Linked DNA regions of Homo sapiens: region 1 is linked to region 2. The links are chromatin loops, found by intact Hi-C in ENCODE. Cell type or tissue: prostate gland. All regions are shown on one strand. Each heading gives the region's core, and the rest is flanking DNA. Links, peaks and the distances in the headings are about the cores only.

The links. A loop is a pair of places that touch in the nucleus more often than their neighbours do. Peaks named below come from ENCODE experiments on the same cell type or tissue, not always from the same donor. Only the 100,000 strongest peaks of a DNase experiment are listed, where the experiment ranks them.
Region 1: a loop joins it to region 2, with 1.8 times the contacts of the local background. A loop is called at or near these places in 13 of 110 quality-filtered maps.

What each region holds. Positions count from the first base shown.
Region 1 is chr16:89,390,140-89,399,983 of GRCh38, forward strand. The region is part of intron 2 of ANKRD11 (ankyrin repeat domain containing 11); the gene reads right to left. The region is part of intron 1 of LOC128462377; the gene reads right to left. Among named protein-coding and RNA genes, the nearest start is that of ANKRD11, 95 kb to the right of the region's middle. RefSeq lists an enhancer at 4,795-5,733. In prostate gland, for the core only: no CTCF peak of the experiment used is centred there; a DNase peak (open chromatin) is centred at 5,212; H3K27ac peaks cover 1,403 bases.
Region 2 is chr16:89,439,455-89,449,298 of GRCh38, forward strand. All of the region lies in intron 1 of ANKRD11 (ankyrin repeat domain containing 11), which reads right to left. All of the region lies in intron 1 of LOC101927817 (a long non-coding RNA gene), which reads left to right. It also overlaps the pseudogene RNU6-430P. Among named protein-coding and RNA genes, the nearest start is that of ANKRD11, 46 kb to the right of the region's middle. In prostate gland, for the core only: no CTCF peak of the experiment used is centred there; DNase peaks (open chromatin) are centred at 2,737, 4,117 and 4,477; H3K27ac peaks cover 861 bases.

The DNA.
Region 1 (9,844 bases), core at 712-8,711, 50 kb before region 2:
AGAGAAGATCACTGGGGCGAACACCGAGTGTGGCGGGGAGCACCGAGAGAGAAGATCACTGGGGCGAACACCGAGTGTGGCGGGGAGCACCGAGAGAGAAGATCACTGGGGCGAACACCGAGTGTGGCGGGGAGCACCGAGAGAGAAGATCACTGGGGCGAACACCGAGTGTGGCGTGGAGCACAGACAGAGAAGATCACTGGGGCGAACACCGAGTGTGGCGGGGAGCACTGAGAGAGAGAAGATCACTGGATCAAACCCCGAGTGTGGCGTGGGTGAGGTGCAGGAGCCTAACCAACGGTAAGGGGTGCTCCCAAAGGAGGTGGAGGGCAGAAAAAAATACGTGAAGGAATAAAGCCTGAACATTTCCACATTTTGATGAAAACTGTAAACTCTAGTGATCCAAGAAGCTCAACAAATCCCAATCACAAAACATGGAGAACCTGACCAAGGCACATCACAGAGGTGAAAAGAAAATCTTAAAGGCAGTCAAAGGTGAGAAACTAGGTAAAGAAGAACAGGCAAAAGGGACGACAGGTTCTCGGGGAAACAGTGAGCACACAGCCAGGGGCCAGCACCCGTAAGTCCTGCAGAAAAACACCTGTGAAAATCTTTCAAAAACAATGCTGCTGGTAATGGTTGTCTAACTCTGGGGAGGAGGTTCCTGGAGCTCTGCGCTGCTCCCCACATGCCCTGCCCTCCGCATCTGACTGTGCATATCCTTTGCAAAATCCTTTCCACGACACTGGTGAACATGTAAGTGTCACCCTGATTTGTGTGAGCCACTCTCATAAAATTATTGCACCAGGCTGGGCGCCATGGCTCACGCCTGTAATCACAGCATTTTGGGAGGCCGAGGTGGGTGGATCACGAGGTCAGGAGATCGAGACCATCCTGGCTAACACGGTGAAACCCCATCTCTACTAAAAATACAAAAAATTAGCCGGGCGCGGTGGTGGGCGCCTGTAGTCCCAGCTACTCGGGAGGCTGAAGCAGGAGAATGGTGTGAACCCGGAAGGCGGAGCTTGCAGTGAGCCGAGATCGCGCCACTGAACTCCAGCCTGGGCGACAGAGCGAGACTCTGTCTCAAAAAAAAAAAAAAAAAAAAATGATTGAACCCAAGGAGGGGTCACGGAACCCCAGATTCAGGGCAGGTCGCTGAGAAGCACAGCCACAGGAACCCAGGGCTTGCGGTGGGTGCTGGAGTGCTGGCAGTCTTGCGGGACTCAGTCCTCTCCCTGGTGGACCCCGTGCCGTCTCCAGGTAGACAGTGTCCAGGCTGCACGGGATTGTGGGACACCCAGCTGGTGTCCGCCACAGAACTGACTGCCTCCCTGCTGCTGGGCAGAAAGCCCACACAACTGGTCACAGACGTCTTTTGCGTTTTCTGTGTTGACTGTCGCTGTGGCATGAGAGCAAAGGAAAAATCTGAGTTTTCCCCCTCAGAACCCCTACTAACTGAGCTTAGAAATACATGAAGTCAAGCTACACAGACAGATACACAAAACCACAAACTCAGTAATGATTTTAATACCCTGTTCTCAATCACTGAGAGGACAAGCTGACAGAGAATCAGTAAGCACACTTGTAAGAAGTAAAGCAGAGGTTCCTCTTCAAAGACTTTCCTCCCCATCTAACTAAAAATAAATAGTAACTTCTCTTAAAAGCAACATTTATTCAAAGACCTGTACTGACATTCTTAAATATCTGCTAGCCTTAATAAAGAAATCAATGTACTTTATGTTCTTAGCTCCCACAATTTAGCCTAAATATCTGCCCTGGCATGCTTATACTGGTCGAAGCAAGCATTAGGTCACGGCCTGTTCCTCTTCCTTAGTTGAAGGTGTTTTTACCTTTCTCAGCATTCCACAAATTACTTCCTCCTTCCTTTGTTCTCCTCTGCCTTTGCCTCTTTTAAAAAGTTCTAAGTTGCTAGCCAATCGGGACAAATACAGAATGTGAGGTCCCGTTCCAGCCAATGGAAACCGGACACAGCAGTTGGTATAAAAAAACCGGACACAGCGTCAGGTTATAAATGACCCTGGTCTCCTTCATTCGGTGTACTCTCGTGGCAAAACTGCAGGCGAGTGTACCCTTTCTGCAGAAGGTATAAAAAATGGCCTTGCTGAGGAAATTAAATTTACGTTCAAGTGCTATTTCTTTACGGCACCAGGGAGCAAGCATTTCAAACACACTGATGGCCCATTCCTGAAGGATCACAAGAAGCTAAAATTCATTACCTGTATAAGGGAGTTTAAGTTAGATTTTCACCCTTTTCATGTTTTCTTACATTTTCTACAATGGGTAAACGATGGAAATAAGAAAAACAATGTTTATGTTTTGAAAATGTCTCAATGGGTCTGCCAGTTCATGTTTTCCATGAGCAGCACTGTGATGCCACGCTGAGATGCTCCAGGGTCCATGCAGTTCAAGAACATGGTCGTGATGTGTTGAAGCAGACCTGTCTTGGTTGTCCCTCAGATCCCAGCTACAGAAGTTAACGATCAACTCAGCATCTGTAATGCACTTCGGATGTCAGCCTACAAGAGCAGACCCAATCAACATGGTTGAGTTCACAGACAACGGTATCTAGGATGTCCGGCACACCCAGAACCTGCACTTAAGCAAACTCGTGGATAGGAAGTCCCCCAAGGCTGCTTTTCTCTAAACACTAGGTTAGGAAAAAAGAAAACTGGGAATACATTTAACCGACTCCATCAACTACATAAGAAAGCACCTTTGAGAGTGAACTTGTGTCTAATCACCACCTTGGGACCTGCCTGCATCTGAAATGAGTGAGTGATCTACAGTCACCAAGGCCCTTTCTGTTTCCCCAAAAATTCCTTTTCTAAACTCCAGCCTATTTCTTCACATTCTACTTCTTATTCAAGGCCTATGCAAATGCTAACCCTCAGTGGAGCCTCCGGCAAGCCCAGTCCCCAGGAAACACGGTCTCCCTCCCTCTTCTTCACCTGCATACCTTCTCTCACAGGAGCCTCTGGAAGTCTCCCTCAGGACCTGGCACCTTCTTGCTACATCATAAATACCTTGAGAGCACGACGCCAGCCTCATTCACCTGTTCCCACAGGTGACATGGCTCCCACCCTGGGACCAAGAGAGTCCACTGTACACATTAAACTTTAGTTTCCTCTTTTTTTTACTTTTTTTATTTTTATTTTTTTTTTTTTTGAGACGGAGGCTTGCTCTGTAGTGCGAGACCACTCAGGCAGGTGGAGTACAGTGGCGCAATATTGGCTCACTGCAACCTCTGCCTCCTGAGTTCAAGCAATTCTCCCACCTCAGTCCCCCATGTAGCTGGGATTACAGGCGTGTGCCACCATATCCAGCTGCTTTTTTTTTTTTTTTTTTGTATTTTTAATAAATAGAGACGGGGTTTCACCATGTTGCCCAGGCTGGTCTCGAACTCCCGACCTCAGAGTGATTTGCCCGCCTCAGCCTCCCAAAGTGGTGGGATTACAGGAGGAAGCCACTGCGCCCGGCCTAGTTTCCTCTTAGGTGGAGTAATCACGTCCACCTCAGAGGATTTGTAAGGGTTAGAAGGGGAAGCAGCCGGGCCGATGGAAACATGCAGGAACTATCCCAGCTGGGCCTATTGCCCTTCATTCTGGAATCTGGCAGAGCTCTGCATGGCATCTCGCATGAAACAGGCTCTAAGTATTTAATGAATAGGAGGAGACATGTCAGACAGTGGGAATAATCATGCTGATCTGCATGAGGAAAATGTGTCAAAAAACAAAAGCCAAAAAGTCACGAAGAAAGTGCTTGTAATAGAGACTAGTTTACTTGTGAGGGCTACGAATAAGTGAAGCTCAAACCACTAGGTGCCAAACATGAAAGTGGGTTCCCAGACCCCAGTGTTTGCTGACTGCAACACAGCGGTGCCTGCAGCTCACAGGGTGCTCCTCCCCGCCTCCCTAGCCCTCCTGGAGACTCCACCCATCACAGTCCCAGGTTCCAGGCAGGCTTCCCAGGCCACTCAGCTGCTGCAAGCACAATGTCCTCCTGAGGTCAACGGGCAGGTGGCAGGAGCCTCTGACCTGCTTCCCTCCACGACATGGGCACGTTCTGGGACTGCAGTTCCACAGTGGTCTCCCATGTCCCTGGAAAGCAGCCGTCCGCCTCTCCTCCACACCTGCCACACTGCTCTCACTCATCAGGAAACTTCTCATCAGAAAAACAGCTCGTGGGCCAGGCACAGTGGCTCCCGCCCGTAATCCCAGCACTTTGGGAGGCCAAGGCGGGCAGATCACCTGAGGTCGGGAGTTCAAGACCAGACTGGCCAACATGGTGAAACCCTGTCTCTATTAAAATACAAAAATTAGCTGTGCGTGGTGGCAGGCACCTGTAATCCCAGCTACTCGGGAGGCTGAGGCAGGAGAATCGCTTGAACCCAGGAGGCGGAGGTTGCAGTGAGCCAGTATCGCACCACTGCACTCCAGCCTGGGCGACAAAAGCAAAACTCTGTCTCCAAAAAAAAAAAAACAAACAACCTTTTGTGGAAAAACGAGTGTATTTTCCACTCCTCGTCTCAATAAAACCTGCGAAGACTGCTTTCATATACAGGAGTCGTGTTTTATGACAAAGGCTCCATCAAGGATGCTGTAAAATTACACACAGCCATCTCCATAATATATGGCCCCGAGAGTTACACACATGAGGTTATTGAGTTATTTTTCAAACGTCCAGACTCCTCATTTCCAATTAAGGCAGGTTGGCTGTAGCACTGTTGGAAAGCCTAAAGCTTTGTTTGCAGCCAATTCAGAGGCGACAGTTTTTCCAAGGCTACTTAGAGCTGATGAGAGAACCCCCTGTTAAAAAGATCTCCAAACCAGCAAATACATCACGGTATGATTTTAAGTCACTGCAATCCAGATCATCTTAAAAGTTCTGCAGGATTTGGAAAAACAAAGACAAATTATTAAACCAAGTGACCAGGCTGAAGCACAGGACAAGATGAAAGAGGGCCAAGAACAGGCAACACCACCACTCAAACGATCCAAGAGACTCCTGGTCTAAAAAGTTAGAGGCTTGGTCAATTTTAAGGCAGCGTCTTAACAGAAAGAATTATGCAAGCCAAGTAAACTGGCTGAGCCCCAGGGAAGGGCTGCGTACTGCCAGAGGAATGGGCTGGACTCTTTCCAGCTCCGTAATCCTGGGAGCAGCGTCGGTGTGGAAGGAACCCTGACGGCAAGCTGTTACATAAGAGCCCAGTCCTGCACTGCGGGGACATGGTCCGCTTGCTACTGGCATGCAAAGATCAAAGAGAGGAGACAGCGCTGGGATGCCAGCCCACGGCTGGGACACGTGCTGCTTCTGTGAGCATGCGCCCAGGAACAGACGCACAGACCCACCCGAACGGGGAACCGAATCTTACTTGTCCATGAGAATCCCAGGAGGGGACCAATGGGCCATCACATTGGAACCCTCTGAAACTGCACACACATTTGCAAGCATAGGTATCAGGGGAGGTAAGTGATACAGACTCTTCTAAGGGTGTGAAATGTTTGAAAAGTTGTCAATAAGCACACAGACTGACCTGATTCATTCAACAACATTTTCTCACCCAGCACACAGACTGAATAGCTTGGTACACTTGCTTCCCAGGTGTAAAACTACCTGCTTAATAACAATGCCTTCTCAGCTGGGTGACACCGCACTGATGAGCCAGTTCACTGGAGGACTGCTGGGGTGGTGCGGCAAGACTGTTTCAACGCACTACGTCCCGAGCACGCAGCATTCATCTTGTGCATATCCTTCATGACAAAACAAGTATGCACAAAGCACTGCTGCCGCACACCAGACACAGCGGCCTCTGGACAGGAAGCACCAATCTTCAGTCAAAGAATGACCGACCGACATGCAAACTCTGGTTGTTCGGACATGAGTACTGGCAGATCATTTCTAAAAAATGAAGGAAAGACAGCTGCAAGTTCAGCCAGAACACCTCAACAACTTGTTGTCAATGTGAAAATTCAAGCTTTCAAAGATAAGAATTTTGGAAAACTCCAAGAGCAGACAGCTTCTGAAGAACTAAAAGTCTCCCTGGAAGAGACAGGTGCTGCTTTCTGATGTAGTAAAATCAAGTGGATCCACGTCGGGAGATGCACACGAGTCCCGGGCACCCAATCGGCCCTTGGGTGCACACTGTGTGCTGACCTGGGTCACCTCCAGATGTGGACACACAGGCACACTCCCACACACACGCGACGGAGCCGCACTCGCCGCAAGAGAGACCAAAGGGAAGCCCTGAGACTCCCCTGCTGCTGGAAACGCTCACAGCACAAACACCTGCTGGGTTTTGGTGTCGTATCAATGAAAATCTCCATAATTATATCAAAAAGCTATTTATTAAAAATATGCTTCCATTTTCCCACTAGATTTTTTTTTTGTATACTTCAACTAGAACAACATATTTACCACAGACTGATGCAGGAACAGCGAGGAGAACCCTGCTGTCTTCTATGAAGCCACACATTAATGGGGTTTGTACAATTTTAAGGAAATGCTCCTCTAATTGCTATTTGTTGTTGTTGCTGTTGTTTTTGGGACGGAGTTTTACTCTGTCGCCCAGGCTGGAGTGCAATGGCGCCATCTTGGCTCACTGCAACCTCCGCCTCCCAGGTTCACGCCGTTCTCCTGCCTCAGCCTCCCGAGTAGCTGGGACTACAGGTGTCCACCACCACACCCGGCTAATTTTTATATTTTTAGTAAAGACGGGGTTTCACCATGTTGGTCAGGCTGGTCTCAAACTCCTGACCTCAGGTGATCCAGCTGCCTCGGTTTCCCAGAGCACTGGTGGGATTATAGGCATGAGCCAGGGGACTTGACCAGATCACTAATTTTTTATACTGGAAAATACAGGATTTTTTTTTTTTTAAAGAATGTGCTGCTTATATGCAATGGGCTTATTATTCCTGTTGTTAATTGGAATTGGTATACAGACATTTTCCAATCCTTCAGGTTTCAACTGGCAAATGCCAGCAGACATACCCACAGAGCCAGAGCTCCTCAGGCTCCTCCACGTCCAACGGCGTCTCACAGTCCTGAGGATGAGGACCTGGGTGAGGGGAGCACGGGAGACACAGCCATCAAGGCATCCACCTCCAGGACAGACACCAGCCAAGAACCCCCTCAGGGCAAGGCCTCTCACAAGTCCAACTCCACGGATTCCACCGTAAGTGCTGTCAACTGGATGCGCATTTACAAAATCTGAGTTTTCTCAAAGAAGCTGAAGCTTTCCGTGTCCTCAGTGATTCTGGACTCCCAGCGCCGTACCACTCCCTGCCAGCCACACAGGGGGACCCACAGGAAGCAGGCCTTCCCCGTGGCGGGCCTTGCTGCTATCCGCGCTCCTTTCTGTGCAGTCGTCCCTGACGGGGAAGGGTTGAGCCCAGCCAAGTGGATCCCTGGCTGCAGGACAAAGGTGTGCATGGCAAGGGGCCCACCTGCCTCAGGCTGAGGCATAAACTTTCCCTTTTCACTCAGGAAGGGTAAGACACAGTTCCCAGTTTTACAGTGTGCTTTTGTGGATGCTGACCCGGTACTGCTCTTGGAATGTCAAGATGAAGATGATGCAGAAGCCTCTCCTCTGAGCATCTTCTGATTGACAGGCAAGGGACTGGAGTGGAGCCCTTGGCAGCAGGCGGTGGCCAGGGACAAGCGGCCCGTGCCACGTCTCCCAGCTAGCTCACCACCAGCACACAAACCTTCGTCCTGGGCATGGGACTCTCCATCCCTGGTCAAAGCAGGTGCCTCGGGTGGCAACACAGGACCCTCAGACACTGATCTCCTGTTGTTGAATCGGTGCAATATTCACCCACCAAAAACAACCACAAAGCGCCTGTCACCAGTGACAATGTAGCACTGTCTATGTGAATAAAATTAAATTGTGTTTGGAGAATCTGGTGACGCTGTGAAACAGCTGAAGATTACCTGTAACCTCAGCGCTCTGGGAGGCTGACAAGAGGGACACTGTGAAACAGCTGAAGACTACCTGTGACCTCAGCACTCTGGGAGGCTGACATGAGGGACACTGTGAAACAGCTGAAGATTACCTGTGACCTCAGCACTCTGGGAGGCTGACATGAGGGACACTGTGAAACAGGTGAAGATTACCTGTGACCTCAGCACTCTGGGAGGCTGACATGAGGGACACTGTGAAACAGCTGAAGACTACCTGTGACCTCAGCACTCTAGGAGGCTGACATGAGGGACGCTGTGAAACAGATGAAGATTACCTGTGATCTCAGCACTCTGGGAGGCTGACAAGAGGGACACTGTGAAACAGCTGAAGATTACCTGTAACCTCAGCACTCTGGAAGGCTGACATGAGGACTGCTTGAGCCCAGGAGTGTGAGACCAGCCTGGGCAACACAGGGAGACCCCATCTCTTAAAAAAAATTTTTTTTTAACAAAACAATAAAAAAACAAAAATAGCTGGGTGTGTTGGCACCTGCCTGTGGTTTCAGATACTCAGGGGGCTGAGGCAGGAGGAAGGTTTGAGCCCGGGAGGTTGAGGCTGCAGTGAGCTATATGACTGTGCCACTGCACTCCAGCCTCAGTGACAGAGAGAGATTGTGTGTCCAAAAAAAAAAATCCCAATACACTGTTAGTGTCTCAAGCCCAGGTTAGAAATTACTCGTCTAGTCTCTGACAGAAAAATCAGGTGGGCTAAGCAAAGGTGCTTTCTGGCCCAGGAGTACAGATGCAGTGGCAGGCACATGGCTCAGCTGGCTGTGCACAGCCACCCAGGATCCTGGGGCAGTCTCTGGACAAGGCCTCAAAGACCCCAGACAGACTCCCATCATCCCTCTCTCCCATCAGCATCATCAGTTTTTTAAAATTGTTAACAAGCTCCATGCTCTGTGAGACGCAGTTTCCAAGCAAGGCATTTTCAGTGTTGCCTCAACAGAAACTGCATCATCCCTGAACACTGACCTCCTGTCACAGCCCAGGTGGCTCCGAACACGGAGCAGGAGCATGATGACACAGCACGAGTCCACGCAAGGACACCTCCTCATCAAGACAAGTCAGAGGCAGAACCGAGTTCAGGGGCCAGTGGCTGGCTTTGTTTATTCTTCATTTATCCGTAAGAGAAGCCCAGAGAGACAACTACAAGTGACCCAAGACACTCATAGGTGAGTGGATTAAACACCCGGCGTCCATCCAGACAACAGAATATTACCAGGCCCTGAAAAGACAAAAAAGGACCATAGACGCATGCTGCTGAGTGAAAGCAGCCCGTCTCCAAGGACTACACGCTGTACGGTTCCGACTCTGACATCCAGGAAAGGGCAAAACCGTGCAGACAGCACAAAGATCAGCGAATGCCAGGGGCTGGGGAGAGGGAGGGACGGAGGGATGTGCAGCAGGAACACGGGGGACCTGGGGCAGTGAAACTACTCTGTATGATACCACAACGGTGGGTCCACATCAGGATACGTTCATCCAACCATAGACTGCACAGCACCCGGTGGACCCTGAGGTCGTGCGGCCTGTGGGTGATGATGACACTGTCTCCAGGGCGGTCGCGACTATAACAAATGGCCGCTCTTGTGGGGATGCTGAGCCCAGGGGTGCGGGGGAACCCTCTGTAATTTATGTTCTATTTTGCTGTGAACCTAAAGCTAATATAAAAAATAAAGTCTACTTTTTTTAAAGTGACCATCCTGTCAGAAAGACAAAATGGTCCCAGAGCACAGGGCTTGGATTCACACAGCACAGAATCGGCTCCCAGAGCACAGGAAGGTCCAGTGCACCAGGACCAAGAAGCAGAGTAAGCCGAGTGACACAAGAGAGGGCAGCCTCTGCCCCAGGCTTCCTG
Region 2 (9,844 bases), core at 1,087-9,086:
ATACACTTTCAGTGCTAAAAACTACACCAAAGAAAAAACAAGTGTCAAAGTTCTCCATGTAAAACAGTGATCCAGGGATATGGGTGAGAAAACCCATCTAAAATGCAATGTGATATTTAGGATAAAGCTGAAACACACCACAGCGCCTCAGCAATTGAGGCTGTGAATACAACCACACAATCAGCAAAGAAAAGCTTGTTCTATTCTTCATCTACACCACTCACACACAACACCAAAGGTGTTCTCAGCACACCTCCATCCACCTCAGATCTATTCTTCATCTACACCACTGACACACAACACCAAAGGTGTTCTCAACACAACTCCGTCCCCCTCAGAACTCTGTGGAACGTTTTCATTCCCAATGATCACCAACAGAGCCAGCTGTAAGCTCAACTCTAACACTACCCACAGTGCAGCTGACCTAGACTGATGGGCGGCCTCCGGAGAAGTCAAAGACTCCAGCTCTACTGCACACACCCACAGCAGGAGAGGCCTGTGTCTCTCACAGGTGTGGGGTCTGAGCCGCAGCCCACTACCTTAACTCCATAATCTGTGACTTGGCTCTTATGAGGAAGCTGACAAAGAATCAGAGACTCAGAGGAGATCACAGCCTTTCAGGACTGAGGTCTAAAACACAGAACCTCTAGCCCAGTGCTCACCCGCAACCATTTCCCTGCCTCTTCCTACTTCTCCAGTCCTCAAGGGGACAATGGCAGGGTTCACAGGATTCTTCCTCCGGAAGAATTCAGTGTGCTGTAATTAGAAATGAACATTTTATCAATATGTTCACGTAAAATGTACATGTTCCCCTGGGGGGAGGGATAAATAACAGTGGAACTAGGAAAAGCAGACCACCAGAAAATGTCTCGGTCCAGCGTGGTGGCTCAGGCCTGTAATCCCAGAACTCTGGAAGGCTGAGGGGGGAGGATCACATGAGGCCAGAAGTTCAGACCAGCCTGAGCAACACACTGAAACCTCAACTTTGTAACAATAAAAACAGAATAAAAACTTAGCTGGGCATGGAGGTGTGCACCTGTAGTCCCAGGCACTCAGGAGGCTGAGGTGGGAGAATTGCTTGAGACCAGGAGGTCAACACTACAGTGAGCTGTGAGTACCAATGCACTCCAACCTGGATGACACGACAAAACTCTGTCTCAAAAGGAGGGGGAGGAGGAGGTAAGAGGGAAAGGAAGAAAGCATAAGAAAATATCAAGCACAAACTAAGGGCCCCAAAAAATCCAACTCACAGCAACGTGGGCAGAGCCCTGGAGAAGCCAGAGGACATCCAGGCACCACCCAGCAAGGGGCTACAGAAAGGGGGCCACCTGCCTCCAAGCCTGCCGGGACTGAAAATAAATCCATGTGGCATCAACAGGAACATCTGTGGCTGTGTGGCAATGCGTGTGAGTGCGCATGAATCCTGGTGTGGCTGGTGTGTGTCACAGTCAAAACGGAAAGAGAGAGCGCATCGTGGTTTATAAAAAATAAGTTTCCTTGCGGCCAGACACAGTGGCTCACGCCTGTAATCCCAGCACTTTGGGAGGCCGAGGCGGGCAGATCATGAGGTCAGGAGATCGAGACCATCCTGGCTAACACCGTGAAACCCTGTCTCTACTAAAAATACAAAAATTAGCCGGGCGTGGTGGTGGGCGCCTGTAGTCCCAGCTACTCGGGAGGCTGAGGCAGGAAAATGGCGTGAACCTGAGAGGCAGAGATCGCAGTGAGCCAGGATCGAGCCACTGCACTCCAGCCTGGGCCACAAAGTGAGACTCCGTCTCAAAAAAAAAAAAGTTTCCTCGCTATGCATGCGCTAAAACCCTCTGGAGTGAAGTCCTAAAATATTTAAATGAATTTTCATTCTGAAGAGACTACAGAACTTCTCAACACAGGCTCTCTTACACAGACTCTATTACACAGACTTTTTTAAGATCTTGCACATCCAATGTCAGAATATATTCCATCACCCAGCAACAAAAGCAGTCAGGAAAAAAACTTCAGAAAAAGAATTATTAAAAAATACGCAAACCTGGCCGGGCGCGGTGGCTCACGCCTGTAATCCCAGCACTTTGGGAGGCCAAGGCGGGCGGATCACGAGGTCAGCAGATGGAGACCATCCTGGCTAACATGGTAAAACCCCACCTCTACTAAAAATACAAAAAATTAGCTGGGTGTGGTGGTGGGCACCTGCAGTCCCAGCTACTCGGGAGGCTGAGGCAGGAGAATGGCATGAACCCAGGAGGCGGACTATGCAGTGAGCCAAGATCGTGCCACTGCACTCCAGCCTGGGCAACAGAGCGAGACTCCGCCTACAAAAAAAAAAAAAAAAAAAAAAAAAACGCAAACCTGACTCTTAAAAAATTAAACATACCCTGCATAACTGAACAGTGTCCACAAGCAGGAATCTCTCTGGATGGCAAGGTGGCAGCCGACTATGGCACTCACCAAAAAGGCACCTTCCCCCATCATCCATGCAAAGACCTTTCCCAAAGCCACCAGACCTCCGTTCAAACAACTCAAATCCGGTCTAGAAATTAAAAATCCTTGTACTGAAAGCAAAATCAGGGTTAGCTGTGACTAAGATCCAAGAAATAAACTTTTTAAAAAGTAATAAACATGAATTCATCAGTATGAAAAAGGTCTGTGCACAGTGAGCAGTTGGCACACCGATGCAGTGCACCGAGGGCCAAGGCGAAGGCCGCAGGGGGAGGAGGCTCAGCAGAGGGAGGACACCCCAGCTGACAACGCACGCCCACTGGTGCCAGTGCTTTGGAGAACATGCCAGGTCATGTCTACGCTTTCCTCACTAAGGATTTAATTTCAGTATTCTACAATCTAACTCTACACTCTCAAAACATAATTAGAAACAATGTTTTGAATGTGATGGAGGGATGCAGTAGAGCTTCTCTAGAAAATGCTTTTGAATCTGTCTCAGAAAACCACCTGTTTTGTAGAGACCAAGACTCTTCCTCCATTTTGGCTCAAGCTGGATCCTGAGTAAAAGACAATCCCACAAACGCCCCTTTATGCACAGCTTCCCCCACACGCTGTTTGTCTCTGTTTCTCTCTCTCTCAATACCCCTAGATTTTAGGTCAAAACAAACCTGTTTCCACCAGCTGGACAGTATCATTCAGGAACGGTTTTACGCATCAAAGACTCATTTCCAGATAAAGCTGAAGCTCCAGGGAGGAGGCCTGTGTCCCACAAAGGCCAGGTGCTGACACGGTTAGTCCTTTCCTCCCCACCACCCACCAGGAATGTTGCTGGAACCCAGACACGCACAGCAAGGTTCTGCTGTTTACCCTGCTCCCCGGTGGCAGGAAGGTGTGTGCCCTATTCTCACTCCAACCCCATCACGGCCTGGTGAGCCTCCGGCGCTCCTGCCCCTTACAGCACAAGCCGGCCACCACCTCCCACGGGCCCTGACACTGTCACTCAACACCTCACCACAGCACCCAGCCTCTGCCTCTTTCATTAGACATAAGCAAGGATTTTTCCTCTAGCCAGGAAGTTTTTCAAATGTGAAGTATTTCATTTTTTTCTTCTTATTTTTTTGAAACAGAATCTCGCTCTGTCATCCAGACTGGAGTGCAATGGTGCAATCTTGGCTCACTGCGACCTCTGCCTCCCAGGCCCAAGCAATTCTCCTGCCTCAGCCCCCGTGTAGCTCGGATTACAGGCATGCATCACCACGCCCAGCTAATTTTTATATTTTCAGTAGAGACAGGGTTTCACCCTGACCTCAAGTGATCTGCCCGCCCTGGCCTCCAAAGTGCTGGGATTACAGGTGTGAGCCACCTCACCCGGCCTCAAATGTGAAGTATTTCAAATCGAACTTGTTCACAGTCAAGGCAAGCATGGCATGCTTGCTTTGGCCAGCACATGTACTAAAAATTCGAACAACAGAGACGATTACCATAGCCCCTGTGCAATGATGACATGCAAATTTGTGAAGCATTCCATACTTTAAAAAAAACACACACAGATTGGGACCTGCTCTGCAAGGCATCAGATGCCTTCCAGTCAGTAAGAGACAAGAGATACACAGGGTGCTCCCATTCCCACAGCAAGCACCACCCTGCACCACTAGTATTAGCACCACCCACATGGAAGGGTGCCAGACACATACCTACTAGCTGCCTGCCACGCATGGAAAATTCTTTAGGCAATACCCTCCGCACCCAGAAGGCTACCAGACCTGTTAAGCCTTTTCAACCAGTTTTTGCAAGCAAGAGAAATGCAATTCTTAAGAGCGGGAACACCCCTTTATTACATGTAAAGATACACAAGCTGGATGAATTGAATAGGGGTGAACAGTGATGACCCATGACCAAGATGCATTAAGAAACAGATCTGCACAGGAAGGTGGAACAAGGCCCGTGAGTGCAGAGCAAGCCTGCTGGGAGGGCAGGGGCTTGTCTTGGAGGAAAGTGCCAACAAAGCCTGTGCCAACTACAGCTGCCGTGCCGGGCCGGCGTCAACACCGAAGGAGAGGTGTGCAGAGACAAAGCGGCCTGTCAGGCTGAACAGGGAGGCAGAAACTCCGCAGACCAAGAATACAGTTTCCATAGTACCCTGTAACTCACCAAGGCTGGGACAAAGGTTAATGAAAAGTTCAAATCTGAAATAAATAACAACTCACTTCGGTATTTTACAAAAAAGGTAGTTAAGTATTTTTTTTGTGTTCCTGCATAAAATACTAGTAAGACTCAAAACAGGTAGATACTGATATGCAAGTTTTAAAATCACAAGCAGAAGAAACAACACTCTGTATGCCCTTCCAGGTGGAAATGCAGTCAGCAGAAAACTGTCTCCATGAGATAAATGCTCCTGCCCAAAGCCCACTCTAGCAATGCTTCCTCCCTGAACCACAACTCTGAACAGGCTGCCACTCACTGCAACTCCTTGCACATGACAGACTTGCTGGGAAGAGCAGGTGCGTACTAAACATTTTCTTTGGGCTCCAGAAAGCACTAACGGCCTACTTTTGCAACGGGGCGGTCGGGGGGGTGGAGTGGAGGGAGGGGGGTTGTGTAGGGTTTGCCATCAGCGTTACCCTGGAGCTAGTCCAGCCCTGGACTTCGATATCACCTGAAATCCAATCATCAAACTTTGCCCACTGTTTCTTCTCCAAAAGCAAGGAAAAGAAAAGCTATCATGAGCCCCTTCAGGGTCTAGCAGCATACAAGACTGCTTTTAGAAATTCTACTCCAGGCATAGTGGCTCACGCTTGTAATCCCAGCACTTTGGAAAACAGGAAGGAGGATGGCATGAGCCCATGAGCTCAAGACCAGGCTGGATAACACAGCCAGATCCCGTCTCTGTTATAAATAAATAAATAAAATGTAAAAAAAAGAGAAATTCTACCAAATAAAGATCAACTATGATGTAACAACCAAGTAACCCTACAGTGTGAGAAATGCATGAGGGGCTTAAGCTCAGGGAACCACCACCTAAAGAGAGAGGCAGAGACCTCAGAGGACATCACCACAGGAGCAGGCAGGCTCCCACCCAGACAGTGGCACACTGCCACCCTTGCAAACCTACCACACAGACCCGTTCAGCACCTGCCCTTGCACCACCCACCTGGAGGCTCAGCATCCAGGTGTGCTGGCCCCTTGGGTGAGGGTGCCCAGGCACTCACCAACTGAAGTCCCCATCTCTCCACGGCAGGCCCACCTCAGAGGAGGCAAATGTTAACGGCTGATTTCTTCCCATAAAGCTAAGCCCTTATCCATGTGGCTTGTTTACAAAAGTAAAACAGGCTGTTTGGACATGGCATTAACCAATGTATTAGTAAGGGAAGGGGAGCAAGCTGTTTTCTTTAACTAATATATATAGGTCCAACCCTAGTTCAACCACTGCTCAGCCGTTTCGAACCACTGGCTGAGCAAATTCAGCCTCTCTGAGGTTCAGGTAAACTAAGAGGTCATCTCCTTGGGGCGTAAGATGCTACCCCTGAAGCAACATCACACCTCTCATGGACGTCACTATCATCCTCCACCCCAACCTGCAAACATACCTAGGACCAGTGCCCCAGCCCCAAGGAGCCACAGAGGCTGAGGATGATCCGTCCTCCAAATGCTCAGGCTACTCTGAAGCAGGAAACAAAGACAGCAATAACCACAAGCACAGGGACAATGTCCTGCCTGACACCTGAATTCTTACTCTGATATCTCAACATCCTCTTCAATAAAATCAGGAAATAACTGTATTTTTTTAAAAAAACGATTTTGAGCCCGGGCACTGTGGCTCACGCCTATAGTCCCAGCACTTTGGGAGGCTGAGGCAGGCAGATCACCTGAGGTCAGGAGTTCGAGACCAGCCTGACCCACATGGAGAAACCCCGTCTCTACTAAAAATACAAAATTAGCCAGGTGGTGCATGCCTGTAATCCCAGCTACTCAGGAGGCTGAGGCAGGAGAATCACTTGAACCCAAGAGGCAGACATTGTGGTGAGCGGAGATCGTGCCATTGCACTCTGGCCTGGGCAACAAGAGCGAAACTCCGTCTCAAAAACAAAAACAAAAAAAAAAATTTTTTGTTAAAAAAAAAAAAAAAAAAACCAGCCTAGTATATGTTCCTGCCTAAGAGAATATGAAGCTTTGTTTTGTTCTTCAGATGGATCCACACTTAGAACCACCATCTTTAAAAAAAAAAAACTGTTTAAAAAGGACTTCCAATTGCATTTCATGAAGGCAGTGGGTAGAAAATCCTTGATCAGTCCCTAATTGGGTGTGTTTTCCATGAATGAGCTATTGGGATACAGAGTGTCGAGAACAAGAAAACAGCTTCTAATATGAAAACAGATGAGGTTCTCCTAAAGCTTCTGTGACAGCTGCATCTAAACAGTTTAACACTGAGGTGGACGGGCGCAGTGGCTCACGCCCCTAATCCCAGCACTTTGGGAGGCCCAGACAGGCAGATCGCTTGAGCCCTGGAGTTCGAGACCAGCCTGGTCAACATAGCAAAACCCCATCTCTACAAAAAACACAAAACTTATCCGGGTGTGGTGGCAAGCATCTGTACTCCCAGCTGACAGGGAGGCTAAGAAGGAAAGGTCACTTAAGCTCAACAGGCAGAGGTGGCAGTGAGCTGTGATCATGCCACTGCACTCCAGCCTGGGTGACAGAGCGAGCCCCCGTCTCAAACAAAAACAAAAACCAAAAAAAACCCACAGACTCAATTCTGGCTGCCAGGCCATCAAGGGCTGTGAAGTGAAGCCCTGAGATCCTTGTGGCAGGACCCTGGACACACAATGACAGTGCCACCAGCCACAGCCATGCCCAGCAAGCAGCTTCCTGTCCAGTGAGCACCAAGGGGCCCTTCTCACACACAGCCTCCCACTCAAACCTCGAGCATCCGCTTCTCTCCTCCTCCACTCTGGGGCACAGAGGCTCTCGCCAGCCCCCACAGCTGCTTCTCCGCTTGTCACCCTGCCACACACCCTCTGTCCCTGCAGTTCCAGGGACAGCCGAGGTGTTCTCACTCTGCACCAAGTGCCTCACGGGCCAGGTCCTGCTTAAAGCCTGAATGAAGCAAAGCTTGGAAAGGACCCAACACAACCTGCCACCAACTGAATGCCTGCCATCCCTCCCCACCCTACGAAGACACTGCATGAAAGCCACCGAGCACGTGACTGCATGACCCCCACACAAAGGGCACGTCCATCGTTCCAACTACAAAGCTCCACGTCCAACACCAGTGGCCTCCTCACCCCCAATGCATATTTGCAACCCATTAGTACCAAAAGTTTAATCACTATTGCTGCCCTGTCTCCTACTACCCCATTCCTTGCCCTCATTAAACTCCTAAAGACAGTGGTCCCTAGATGCCTCCCTCTCTTCCCTATCCAGCGACTTATCACAAACACCCCAACACCCTTTCCTCTCCATCAGATATCACTGAACCTCAACAAGGGGGCCTGAGGTGCCAAAGAAACATCACATAGCACGATCTAGAGTGTAGCAACCACACAGCTAACACCCAAATCAGAGGGTCCTCATGATCCCATCCATGCACCCACATCCCGGCTGTCGTCCACAATCCTACGAATCAGAGGGTCCTCGTGATCCCCATCCGTGCACTCACACTCCCTGCTGTGGTCCACAATCCTACAACAATGCTCCACTCTTGGCCTCGTACCCTAAGTGTCCACATTCCACCTGTTCTCACTCCTCCTACACAGCCACCTTTGGCCCTAAGAACACTGCATCCGGACACGCAGGCCCTCGGCCTCCCAAAGTGCTGGGATTACAGGCGTGAGCCACCGCGCCTGGCCCAACATCATGTATTTATTACATGTACCAGCATTTATCTAATATTTTCCTAAAATACAATAACTTTTTCTTTTTTTTTTTTTTTTTGGAGACAAAGTCTCACTCTGTCACCCAAGCTGGAGTGCACTGGCACAATCTCAGCTCACTGCAACCTCCACTTCCCAGGTTCAAGCAATTGTCCTGTCTCAGCCTCCCAGGTAGCTGGGACTACAGGCGCCCACCACCACGCCTGGCTCATTTTTGTATTTTTAGTAGAGACAGGGTTTCACCATATTGGTCAGGCTGGTCTCCAACTCCTGACCTCAGGTGATCCGCCCACCTTGGCCTCCCAAAGTGCTGGGATTACAGGCATGGAGAGTTGGGCCATCTATTCTCTCACTGAAGCAGGGATGACTTTGTCACATGCACCCTTGCAGACACTGGGCACCTTGCAGACAGTGGGCACCCTGCAGACAGTGGGCACCTTGCAGACACTGGGCACAGGAATTCAGTAAGACTGATAGGTGATGTTTTTAGTTAGGGAGAATATATGTGCAAATTATTTCCATGTAATATAAAAAGAAAAAGTCTCAACTGTAAAATGAGCATAAACAGTCCAATGGTGAAACCTTTTCTCAAAAATCTGAATTGAAAGGACAAGTTATATTAGTGCTCAAGAAAAACTTCTCCCTGATCTGTCAGAATTCACACCATGAGTTCCAAATCACACGAAAGTACTCAAAGTCTTGGCCAAAGCAAACCTACTACAGCACCTAAACACAAATCTCCATTTTCTTTTTTCTTAAATTAGCCTTACTACTATATTATTAAAACTCTCAAACCAAAAGTTGAAACTAAAAATTGAAGTATTTTATAAAGGACATAAGCACAAAAATACCTTCCAAATAATCTTCAAATACGCCTAATTAAAAGCAGGCATTTAATTGCACAAATTTAATGAATTTAACATTTAAAAGTAAAGTTAAACTGCTTCTGAGGCCTTACAGTACCCTAAAATCATTTTCAAAGTCCAAGACGAGACGGTGCTGGACTAGCAGTCCTAGAAAAACCCTCACCAGCACCGCCCCGTCCACCGGAGCGCACGTGAGTCCCGGCATGCGGGCAGGGCAGGAGAGCTCTTTCTATCCCCACCCACCTCTGGCTCACTCCATGAGCACAAGCAAAGCAGTGCCCCGGACCTGGCATCTGTTCATGTTTTACTTGCCCATATCACCATTGTATTTAGTTCTTGGTAGCAGCCATCAACCATCATAAAGCAGCTTCTTTTATTCTTTGCTACTTCAAATCACACATGAAAAAGAAAATGCAAGAATAGAAACACAGAAATGGAAATGGGCCAGGTGTGGTGGCTCACACCTGTAATCCCAGCATGTTGGGAGGCTGAGGCCGGAGGATTGCTTGAGCCCAGGAATTTAAGACCTGCCTAACCAACACAGTGAAACCCAGTCTCTACAAAAAAAAAAAAAAAAAGAAAAATTTGCAGGCATGAGGAATGTTGGTGCATGCCTGTAGTCCCAACTACTTGGAGGCTGAGGTGGGAGGATCACTCGAGGTGGGGTGGTCG